Regions from separate parts of the Homo sapiens genome. Here regions 1 and 3 are each linked to region 2. A link is a contact called in ENCODE Hi-C or POLR2A ChIA-PET data. All regions are on one chromosome and are shown on one strand. Each heading gives the region's core, a stretch centred on a gene start or an enhancer-like site at or near the end of the contact. The rest is flanking DNA. Distances are from core to core; before and after follow the strand shown.

Region 1 (3,401 bases), core at 578-3,077, 150 kb before region 2:
CTTGATGTCTCACAGGCAGAGCCACCTTCATGAACCTTTGGCCCATGGACCCAAAAGGGCCAGCATGACTTTCTAGGAGAGGAAGAGAGGCCAGCCAGAAGCCCCTCCATCTTCCTGGCTGGCCAGCTGGGTACCACATGAAGTGAAGCTTCCTTGGGACCTATAAGCCTGTGGCCCATCTGCTCTGGAGTGTGAGGCAGCCGGGCCCACATCTGCAAAGGAGAGGGTAAGAGCCTCTCCTCCCATGGTTTCTTTAGGCTGGTTAGGCTTTTAAACAGAAAAAACAAATGAATAAAACCCACTATTTTTAATACATTTTTTTTTTCCTGAAACCCCAGGAGTTAAACAATGGAGCAGTGATGTGGGGTCTGCACTTTCCCCATCCCTGTATGATCTCTGGGCATCTACATAGTGCTTGCAAAGAGTGAGGGTTCCCAAACCTACCTGCGCATAGGAACAACCTGCGAAGCTTCAAAATACGCTGATCCCAGGTCCTACCCCCAGAAGCTGTGATTTAATTTGTCTGGGGTGTGGCCAGAGCTTTGGAATGTATAAAAGATCCTCAGGTGATTCTGATGAGGTGGACAAGTTTGGGAATTGCCATGCTAACCCTTAGGGGCACCAGCTCCGGTAGCCCTCACAGTTGCTATGATGCAGGCGTGGTTAGGGTTCCCACTCCACAGATGAAAGATTGGAGGCTCACAGAAGTAAAGTAACCGGGGCAAGTTCAGACAGTCAGGAAATGGGTATGATAGGGATTCACTAGTCATGGTTTTAACCAGCGGTGTGTGGATAAATGTCTAACAACTTGCTCTCTGGAGAAAAAAAAGCTTTGATTTGTAGCACCTGCCAGTTTCTGTGGTGTAACTACTCCCACCGTGGCCCATTTTAAGCCATTGACAATGTCCCTGAATGCAGAGCTGGGAAAGGGTGCATTGGCTGTTGAGACAGTGTGGCTGGCTTCAGCACACAGCTGGGCCACTTGGCATGGAGAAGAAGGGATCCCATTTGGTAGGCATGGTTAAGCATTTTCTATTTTTATTTTTAATTTTTTTAATTTTTTGAGATGGAGTTTCACTCTTGTCGCCCAGGCTGGAGTGCAATGGCTCTATCTCGGCTCACTGCAACCTCCACCTGCCGGGTTCAAGCAATTCTCCTGCCTCAGCCTCCCGAGTAGCTGGGATTACAGGCATGCACCACCACGCCCAGCTAATTTTTGTATTTTTAGTAGAAATGGGGTTTCACCATGTTGGCCAGGCTGGTCTCGAACTCCTGACCTCAGGTGATCTGCCCACCTCGCCCTCCCAAAATGCTGGGATTATCGGCGTGAGCCATCATGCCTGGCTGGTTAGGCATTTTCTGAATTTTTAGTCCTTGAACCCTTTCTGCAATGCAATATTTGGGAGCCCCAATGTATGCAACAGATAAAAAGCAGTATGTTATCAGCATAAGTTTACTATAGAAACCGAAATCATAGTATCCGTCTCAGTCTCTTGTTTAAACTGGGGGACAGGGTGAGGGGGCACTGTGAATGTGGCGGGGGGGGGCAGTGTGGAGCAGTCTCAGAGCCAGGGCCCTGTGTGCCAGCCCTCTCCCCATCTGCTGACTGCGTAGCCTTGGGCAAGTCCCTCCCCATCTGAGCCCCCATTTTCTGGTGTGGCCAAGGGAGACTGGACTTTGTGCAGAGTGGCCTCTGCCCTGCCACACCCCTGCCTGACCTCAGCCAGTCTCAGCCCCGTATTTATAGCCATGACTTCAGTCTCCCCAGTTCCTCTGAAGCTGGTTCCCTGGCCCATGTATTTATAAACCCAGCAGGGCAGAAATAGATGTGACGTACTGGGGACTTGGCTGGTTCTGTGAGCAGGCTGGCTTCAGTGAGTCCACTTGGAACAGGCTTGAGTGCCCCAGCATCCTGGGTGCTGAGTTCCACAGGCAGTCTAAAGCTGGAAGAGCATTTTGAGACCCCAGGCCCAGGCTTGTCATTGTGCAGGGAGGTCACCAAAGCCCAAGAGTGGAGGCATGTGGCCACAGTCACAGGCACGGCAGAGCCAGAGCCAGAACAAAGGACTCTGTGCTGTGTGAAATGGCCTCTCCCCAGACCCTCAGAAAACCTCCAGTGACCACGCCAGGCCACAGACACCGGTCAGGTTCCAGCTTGGTCATTTTCCTGCTCTGGGATCATGGGCACAGACTCACCCTCTGTGAGCCTCTGCTTCCTCAATCTGTTAACTGAGGGATAACAGTAGGTGCCTGCCTCATAATGTTATTGTGAGGAAGAAACAAGAAACAAGATTGATACAGTGCCCAGCACATGCTCAATATTCAATACGTGGTAGCTCTTGTAATGCCCTCAGTCACCACTTCACAAAAACAATAATTATAATAACAACAGCTGTTTCTATTGAGCATGTACACAGGTTACCTTATTTAATCCTCACAGCAATATGATATCATTATTATTGTCCTCAAACTCATTGCATATCATGTGTTTTACAGTGAGGAGATGCTCTACCAATAACGAACTTGGAAAAGAATGTTCCAAAAAAAGAATGCTAACATATGAAATCTTATTTTTTATATACAAGATTACAAAAAATACTCATTTCTAAATAGTAGACATATTCAGAATGGAATAGGAAGGTTCTAAAATGGTGAACAATTGAATAATCAGAATATTAGCCTAAGAAATATGTCTCCCAAGGGTTTGTAGGGCTTATGTTTCTAAGTTTGTCACCTAATGTTGGTTTGTGTTTTTTTTATAATTGCATATGAGGATTTAACATAATAGTGAACTTGAAATGCATATGCTATACAAAACACGGAATGGCATCTGTTAAGATTTGTTATGTTCATAGCAGTTTCTTTATCTTAATGACACGTAGCACTCCCAGGCCGCCTTTCTGGCTTATTTTTCCATCGTATTTAACACCATCTGACATACTTTCTTATTTATTTATCTGTCCACCCCAGCTAACATGTGAGCTTCACGTGGGCAGAGTTTCTTTCTCTTTTGTTCACTGTGTACTGCCAGCACTTAAAATAGTGATGGCACTTAGCAGGCGTTCTGTGAATATGCATTGAGTGAACAAATGAGTAAATGAATGACTGAGTCTCCATTCTACCAGGAGGGCACCTGAAATTCAGTAAGATGCAGGGACTCATCTGAAGTTACCCACTATTCTGAGGCTGAACTGAAGCCTTATCTCTCCTGAGACCACCCAGTGTGCCCAGCTGGAAGTTCTTCCCAACCTCTCACCACTACCTCGTGCCAAGGGCTGGTTTCCTATGGCTCCTGGGGCTCCCCCCAGCTCCACCTCATGCCCATCCAACACTGGTCCCTTCTGCCCCAGGAGGTGGGCAGAAATGGAGGGAGGACTAGGGAGGAAGGAGAAGGGGTCAGA
Region 2 (3,388 bases), core at 331-2,830:
TTTCCCTAAACTCTAATGGCCTCCATATCACAGGTACACATCAGGCTGTAAAAGATGCTGTCACAGACTGGATGTCCTAATTGAAGAGAGTCTTAGAGACAGATCATGGAGACTGAGCACTCTATTCACCACAGGAGAATATGATCCAATAAATTCTGGAGGTGGAGCTGGAATAGGGAATCATCAAGGAGATACACATAAGGAAAGTGCTAATGGAGATGAGAAGAAAAATCGATGCCATATTTTTAATATATACGATTTTTCTTGTATTATTTAATTGCTTTTCTTGACTATTCCTATTATGAAAAGTATCTTCAATAAAATAAGTTATTAATAACACATAAAATGGCTTATAGTATGTGTTTTCATATGCATTTATTTTAACAGTCCCGGGATCTTCAGTAAAAAACACTCTGAGTTAGGCTGTTTAGATTCAAATCCAGGTCCTCCTTCCCACCCCCAAATTACTGGCTGTGTGACTTACAGCGAACACTCTGTATCTGTTTCTTTACCTGTAAAAAAAATTTTTTAAAAAAAGTATCCACTTAAATTGGTTTGAAGATTACATAAAGCACATGACATATAGCAAGTATCGAATAAGCAGCAACTATTACTACTATCAGCTTTTTCTTCACTAAGACTATGGCTTATTAAACAGCGCATTTTATGTCTTACTCGCCTTTTAATCCCTAAAGCTTACTGAATAAACAAGATGTGCCAAGCGCTGCAGAAGTTTTGGGGTTTTGTTATTTGGTGACTTTTTACTGGCCGGGGTCTTCTTTTTGAAAAATCCAACTTCGGACGCCCACTTGTGCCAGGGAAGGACAGCATTGTCCTCTAGCTCCATAAATACACTTTCAGCTTCTTACATGACATACTGTATTCTGAGCGCTTTTCACATAACTCACGCCGCCCCAACCTCTTCCCGGCTGCAGGCCTTGGCCTGAGTCAGGAACAGGGCAAGGCAGTCTGACGAGGGCCCAGTTTCTGGACAAAAGAGGAACAGAACTTTCAGGATGGGAGAACTATGAATGAGAACGCCTGCGCCTCCCTCCATCCTCGCAATAAATCCTGGAAAGGCAGTTTTTCGCCCCTTAAGTGGCCTGAACTAAGCACCCCCAGACCTTTCTCCGTAGTCCACCCAATTACCAAGCCCCATCGCAGACAGACACGGTCCCTAAGTCAAGTTTGTCCAATCAGAGGCCGCTCTAGAACCAGAAGATCCGCTCAGTCCCACCCGAGGCTGCTCCTCCTTTCCAAGTGACAGATTAGAAGCAAATTAAATCGCAGGCAAACCCGAGTGACGGAAGACATAACCAATCAGTAAGGAAGGAAAATAGCTCCAGCCTTCCGGTGGCAGTGACTAGCATGAACGCCGCGCCCCCCCCACCCCACATACTCGCTATAGGGCGACTCTGTTACCTCGTGAGACACACATTCCAGCGACCGCAGTTCGCTACAATAGCGGCAGAAGTAGAGTTGCGAGAGCGGGGCCCGAACCTTCTTTTCTCCCTGGACTAGATAGAGAACCCGGTCCGACTGCAGCAAGGACGCCATCTTGGGGAGGGAGGAGGCGATGACGCTCCCGGCGCATCACGTGACCCGAGAGCCAGCGTCTTCCTCGCTGCCTTCCCTACGACTTCCTACGTAGACTTTGACGTTAGGTTTCCCACCTCGTCCGGCTCTGCGCCCGTCGAAAACCAGAGCGCGCGTGCGCAGCTGGGATCCCTGTTTTCTCCCCAACTCTGGGCCCGTCCCCCAGCGCTTTTGTGAGCGTCCACTGCCCTTACTGCCATTAGGTCTGGACTCAGTGAGCTCCTTTTATTCTTTTCTTCCAGAATGGAAGCCTGATCTTTTGTCTTATTTACGACGGCCTCCTCTGCCCCACTTAACAGGCGAGCATCCAGGAGACAAATGGAAGGTCTCAAAGGGACAGGGCTCCGTGGGGACTGCAAGACAGGAGTCACACCAGCACTGTCTTCTGAGTCTTGCCAATGGCCTTTGGGAACTTTCACATACATTATCTCATTTGAAACGCAGGTTTTTGAGTACATAGTTAGCGTTAGGTCTAAGTCTGTATTGTGGACCTTCAATAAGTATGAAAAGGAGGGAATGAAATCAATGAATGAACAATGTTGGTAGGCGTCTACGTTTTTCTAATGTGTAAACTAAGGCTCAGGTCTGCCTCTTGGGTGAGCAGCGACTACGTGAGACTGGTATTACATGGGTGGGAAAATAATTTATCAACAGTTTTAGGTAAAGAAATGCAGATTTATTAGAGAAGGTATGAAAATACGTTGAAAGGTTGCAATGGGCAGACCAGCCAGAGAGGAGCTGACTTCAAGGAAACAAAGGCTTGCTGGAGATTTTATCCGATGGTTCTTGGGCTGCAGAGTGCTGTGCAGTACCGAGAACTCCAAGGTTACAGGGAGCTAACTTGCATGTGTCTCGTGATAGCTGAGTGCAGGAAGATTGTGAGTTATTTGCACAGGAGGGCTACGTGTCCTGCACCATGAAGAAAGGCAGACTTAGAGTGCATCTGCTCTTCTTGCTATCCCTTGGTCCCACTAGCCTGACTCCCTTTCTCTAACTGGGACTCCCCAGTATGTAAAATGACCACCTAGAACTGCCTAGCAGAAACTGGAGCCTCTGTTGCCTGCCACCAGGTCTACATTTTTATAATTGTAGTAGTGTTGTATTATTACCTGTCTGACGTTAGAGTTGGTGATTGAGAAGAAAGGGAACTGAATACTATTAGCAAACATTTATTGAGCACTTATTAAGTGCAGCACACTGTGTCAAAACTTTACATACATTGTCTAATTTAATTCTTACAACAGCTCCAAAAAGCATGTGGCTATCATTATTTCTATTTTACAGAGCAGGAAACTGAGGCACAGGGAAGTGCAGTGACTCCTCTATAAGGTTTCATAGATGGAGGTAGAACCCTTTTCTCTCTGACTCTAGTGCTTGCAGGTATAACCCCTATGTATACTCCCTCCAGCATATTTTCTAATATGGTGATGTTAATAATACCTTACATTTATATAGACCTTTTCAGCTTATACAGTGCTAATCTCACAATTTATGTCACGCTTTACCAATTGAGCCTAAAAGTCATTACTTGTTCACCAAGCAATAGCCTGGCACTAATTTAGTTTCATAGGTGACATCTGCTCCTAGGAGAGAATATATTACTAGCCAACTCATTTGCAATTATTTCTTTAGGTTAATGAATTCGTTGGTTTTCTGGTTTATAAACTAGTCTCTACTGAGTTTAAATTCCCTTTTCTGGACTATGCTGTTAAAATGAAGTCCCAGAGCCTGCAGGTACAGAAAGGCTGGAGACTTGAGCTGAATCCACATAAAACAGACACTTTTTAGAGCA
Region 3 (3,420 bases), core at 108-2,607, 150 kb after region 2:
TCCTAAAAAGAACCAGCAGCTGAATTCCAACAATTTTCCAAGAACTCTCTTATATTTTCCCCCAACTTAGAAAACTCTTGCTAAATCAATGTGCATGAACTCAAAGGTTAATTTTAAGATGTTTTCTGTTTAAATTTTTATTGCTCTTTTTCAACAGCTCTATTGTCTGTATACAAAAATGGTGATAGGTTGGAACCACTGGAAAAAAAAAGAGTATACCACAATGCAGGAAGGTAAATACCTGGTAAATTTTCCTCAGTCCCAGGACAAGTCATGCAGACAGAGCTGAACTATTTCAGAGGACGTGGGGGCTCCCATGACAGACAGATTATTTTATATGGGGGTATCAAAACATCTGGAAGGAAACAAAAGAAACAATCATACTCATCTCTGGATATCCCGCAGATGCTCAATAAATGTCTCTTGAATAAAATATAAAATGATTTAAATAAACTTAGAAAGTGGAGAACTGAAATCAAACTTTTAATTATGATTTTATCAGTTTTGATTTGTTTGGTCTTGTTTTAAAATGACCATTTGATGGGGGTACCATCAGAAATGCTTAGTGGGCAATGGTAGACTAAGAAAAGATGTGAAAAGGGGTTGACCTTTAAGAACTCAAACAGTTGCCTATGACCTGTGGAAATTTAACGTTAAGTAAAGGCCTTCCCCAGTAAAATGTGGCTGACCACCATGACACCGTGGCCCCATTACTGTCCCCATCTAAATCTCGGAATTCTCAGGCCTAGTAATCATATACCCTACTGAACTCCCCCATGTCCATCACATCACTGAACACATGGACGCCCCCATCATTTAGTCCATAGCCTCCCATCACTGATTCCTCAGAGTCCCCTAAATCACTGAACCCAGTTAAACCCACCAGTCAGTCCACCTGCAAGCCATTCCTGACCTAATAGACACCCCCTCACCTCTCACTTCCCTGTTACTAATCACATCTCGGACTCCCACATAAATCCAACATTAATCCCACCTACTTCCCCCACCAGTGATTTCATAAACCTCCTACCACTGACCCTCACGGGCTCCTCTCCTCCCATTACCAATCCCACAGACTCACCCTTCACCGCACACATCCCGCCTCTGACTCCCAGCTCGATTATCAGGTCCCAAAACCACCATCACCGCTTAATGGGAACCGCTGTCACATCCCTATTGGCAAACTCTCCTGCTTCCTGTCCGCGAGCACCACACCGGGCTCCCGAGGCTGCGCCGTTCCGTACTGGGCGGTTTTGCCCGTTCCGCATCTTCAGAGGCTTTGTTCAGGAAGCAACATGGCTGCTCCCTGGAGCTGTTTCCGCATGGGGCCGCCATCTTGAGAGCCCGGTCGTCTTCGTACTAGCGGAGGATTCGCCCAGTGCTGAGCCCGAGAATGGGCTGTACCACAGCGGCAGCGAAGGGAGGGGAAGGCGACGGAAAGGAGGCCTGCGAAAGGAGCATTAAGGAGCACACTTTTGCAGAAAGATTTTACAAGGGGGATTGAAGAGGAAGTTGGAGTGAACCTTCCTCTATTGGAAGCATGCTTCTGACGAAAGGGGAGGAATTTTAGATGGTACCATGGACGTGTTTGTGAATGGTACAGCCCCATGCCGGGAGATTCGACTGCTCAGAGGGGAAGCGTGGAATGGTGCGGTCCTCTCCAGGGAGATTTCACTGTGGGAGAGAGGGACAAAATCTGGGGGCTGAACAATCATTGTGTACTGTAATTATGCCAATAACAACGGTAAGGAATCCTTATAAGGGAATTTGATATTGCAGTAATAAGTAATAAGAGGTCGACTGAAGGAAAAAGGGAAATTAAGAGCAGGGAAGAGGAGACTGAGGCACAAAGAGAGGGAAGTGAGAAGCAGAGAATCAGAGAGAAAATGGGGGAAATGGGGACAAAGGAGCCAGCCTAGAAAGGAGGAGAGACGGGAGACTGAAGAGAAAAAAATAGACATAGGAATAGAAGTGGGGATCTAAGGGGTAGAGCGTGGTAGACAGACAGATTGAGACAGAAAAGAGACTTGAAAATTGGAACAGACATAAGGGAGAGACTGAGAAGGTTAGATTTCAGAAACAACAACAACAACATGATTTTTTAAAAATGAACCAGCCAAAGAGAATACTAAAATTGTTATCTTAACCCTTAGACCTTACATCAAGCTTTAAAAAAGCAAAATGCATGTTCACAGACCAATGTTTCATTTGTATAAATGAATACAATTTTGAATCATAATTTTCACACGAGTCATGCTTTTTGATATGTTATGAAATAGGCAGCAATTTTACATTTAGCAATTTATTTCTCATGTCAAAACAAATGCACTTAGATAAGAAGACAATGTATTCAGAAAGAACACTGTTGCATTAGGAAGAATGCTCCAATCTCAAATCTGCAAGAATCACAATATCAACAAAATGACTTTTTTTTTTTTTATAGGGAAGAGTAAGAAGGGTTAGCAGGAACTTTGTAGGGAGAAGGATATGAGATAGGGGTGTGCAGGTGGCAAAACCAGGGCATTTCTACAGAAATTGTTTCTGTTGTCATGGAATTCTGAGAATAAGCGGTTAAGGGGAGATGTTTTGAATCATAGTGCATTAGTGCAGTGTTTCAACTCAGGGGAAGCCAAAATGAAGGGGCCTGCGGGAAGGAGAGAAGTCTGACTAAAGGTTGGTCAAGACAAAGAGGATAAGAAATAGTTGGTTGTGAACACTTAACCTCTTCATCTCTATTTAGACTTCCACAGTTATATCAATATTTATTTCTTGACTTGAGCTTAAGACAGTGTAGACACTGAGTTTAGTGGTAAAGGTATATAGTAATGATTAATTCAGATACCTCACCCTCAAGGAGTGATGCCAGTGGAAGTTGTAGAGTCAGGAAAAGGCCAGACTCTACTACTATTCCTATGCGGAGAGCCTTGTAGGAATTGTAAAAACTTTAGTTCTTCATCTTAAGAATTACGGAAAGCTGTCCTTATGTAGTACCTAATTTAAAAAGAAGATGTTGAAGGAACAGGAAGCCTCCCTCATAATGAAAGGAAGAAAATTAAAGCCATAGTACAATACCATTTCCCATCTATTTGCTTATAAAATATTTTCTAAGTTTGGCAACACTGTTAGGCCATGGGAAATATCATGTGTTACTGGTGGGACAGCAAACTTACAGCCCTCTTTAGAGGGTTTGGCAATATCTAGCAAAACTACATGTATTAGTTATCTATTGCTGTGTAACAAATTACCCAAAACTTAGCAACTTGAAATTATAAATATTTATTGTCGCATAGTTTCTGTGAGTCAAGAATGGGAACAGCTGGGCTGGGTGGTTCAGGTTTAGTCTCTCGTGATGTTGCAATCAAGCCATAGGCCAGGGCTGCAATTATTTCAAGGCTCAATTGTAGGAGGATATGCTTCCAA

What was found. Hi-C counts contacts between places; a loop is a spot of excess contacts on that map. ChIA-PET counts read pairs that join two places held with the same protein, here RNA polymerase II (POLR2A). Pooled maps may share reads with other maps.
Region 1: a loop to region 2 is called in a pooled map, with 1.8 times the contacts of the local background. The contact joins the enhancer-like site here to the promoter of DCTN4 in region 2. A Hi-C loop is called at or near these places in 1 of 168 maps with a recorded cell type or tissue (B cell) and 7 of 50 pooled maps. POLR2A ChIA-PET finds 5 or more read pairs at or near these places in 3 of 52 experiments (GM12878, Panc1 and activated B cell).
Region 3: a map of PC-9 shows a loop between it and region 2 (25-fold over the local background). The contact joins the promoter of ZNF300 here to the promoter of DCTN4 in region 2. A Hi-C loop is called at or near these places in 3 of 168 maps with a recorded cell type or tissue (PC-9 and dorsolateral prefrontal cortex) and 11 of 50 pooled maps. POLR2A ChIA-PET finds 5 or more read pairs at or near these places in 1 of 52 experiments (WTC11).

What each region holds. Positions count from the first base shown.
Region 1 is chr5:150,608,249-150,611,649 of GRCh38, forward strand. LOC124901108 (a long non-coding RNA gene) reads right to left here. Exons shown (of 3, transcript XR_007058996.1): 3 at 1-267. It also overlaps a transcript of SYNPO not described here. Among named protein-coding and RNA genes, the nearest start is that of SYNPO, 31 kb to the right of the region's middle. Within about 2 kb of position 1,828, at least 15 of the 41 ENCODE cell types and tissues checked have a DNase peak (open chromatin) inside an H3K27ac peak, as active enhancers do.
Region 2 is chr5:150,757,437-150,760,824 of GRCh38, forward strand. DCTN4 (dynactin subunit 4) reads right to left here and starts at 1,581. Exons shown (of 13, transcript NM_016221.4): 1 at 1,423-1,581. The coding sequence starts at 1,557. RefSeq lists enhancers at 857-926, 1,357-1,656.
Region 3 is chr5:150,903,623-150,907,042 of GRCh38, forward strand. It overlaps ZNF300 (zinc finger protein 300), which reads right to left and starts at 1,358. Exons shown (of 6, transcript NM_052860.4): 1 at 1,082-1,358; 2 at 242-355. It overlaps LOC124901112 (a long non-coding RNA gene), which reads left to right and starts at 1,613. Exons shown (of 2, transcript XR_007058999.1): 1 at 1,613-1,744.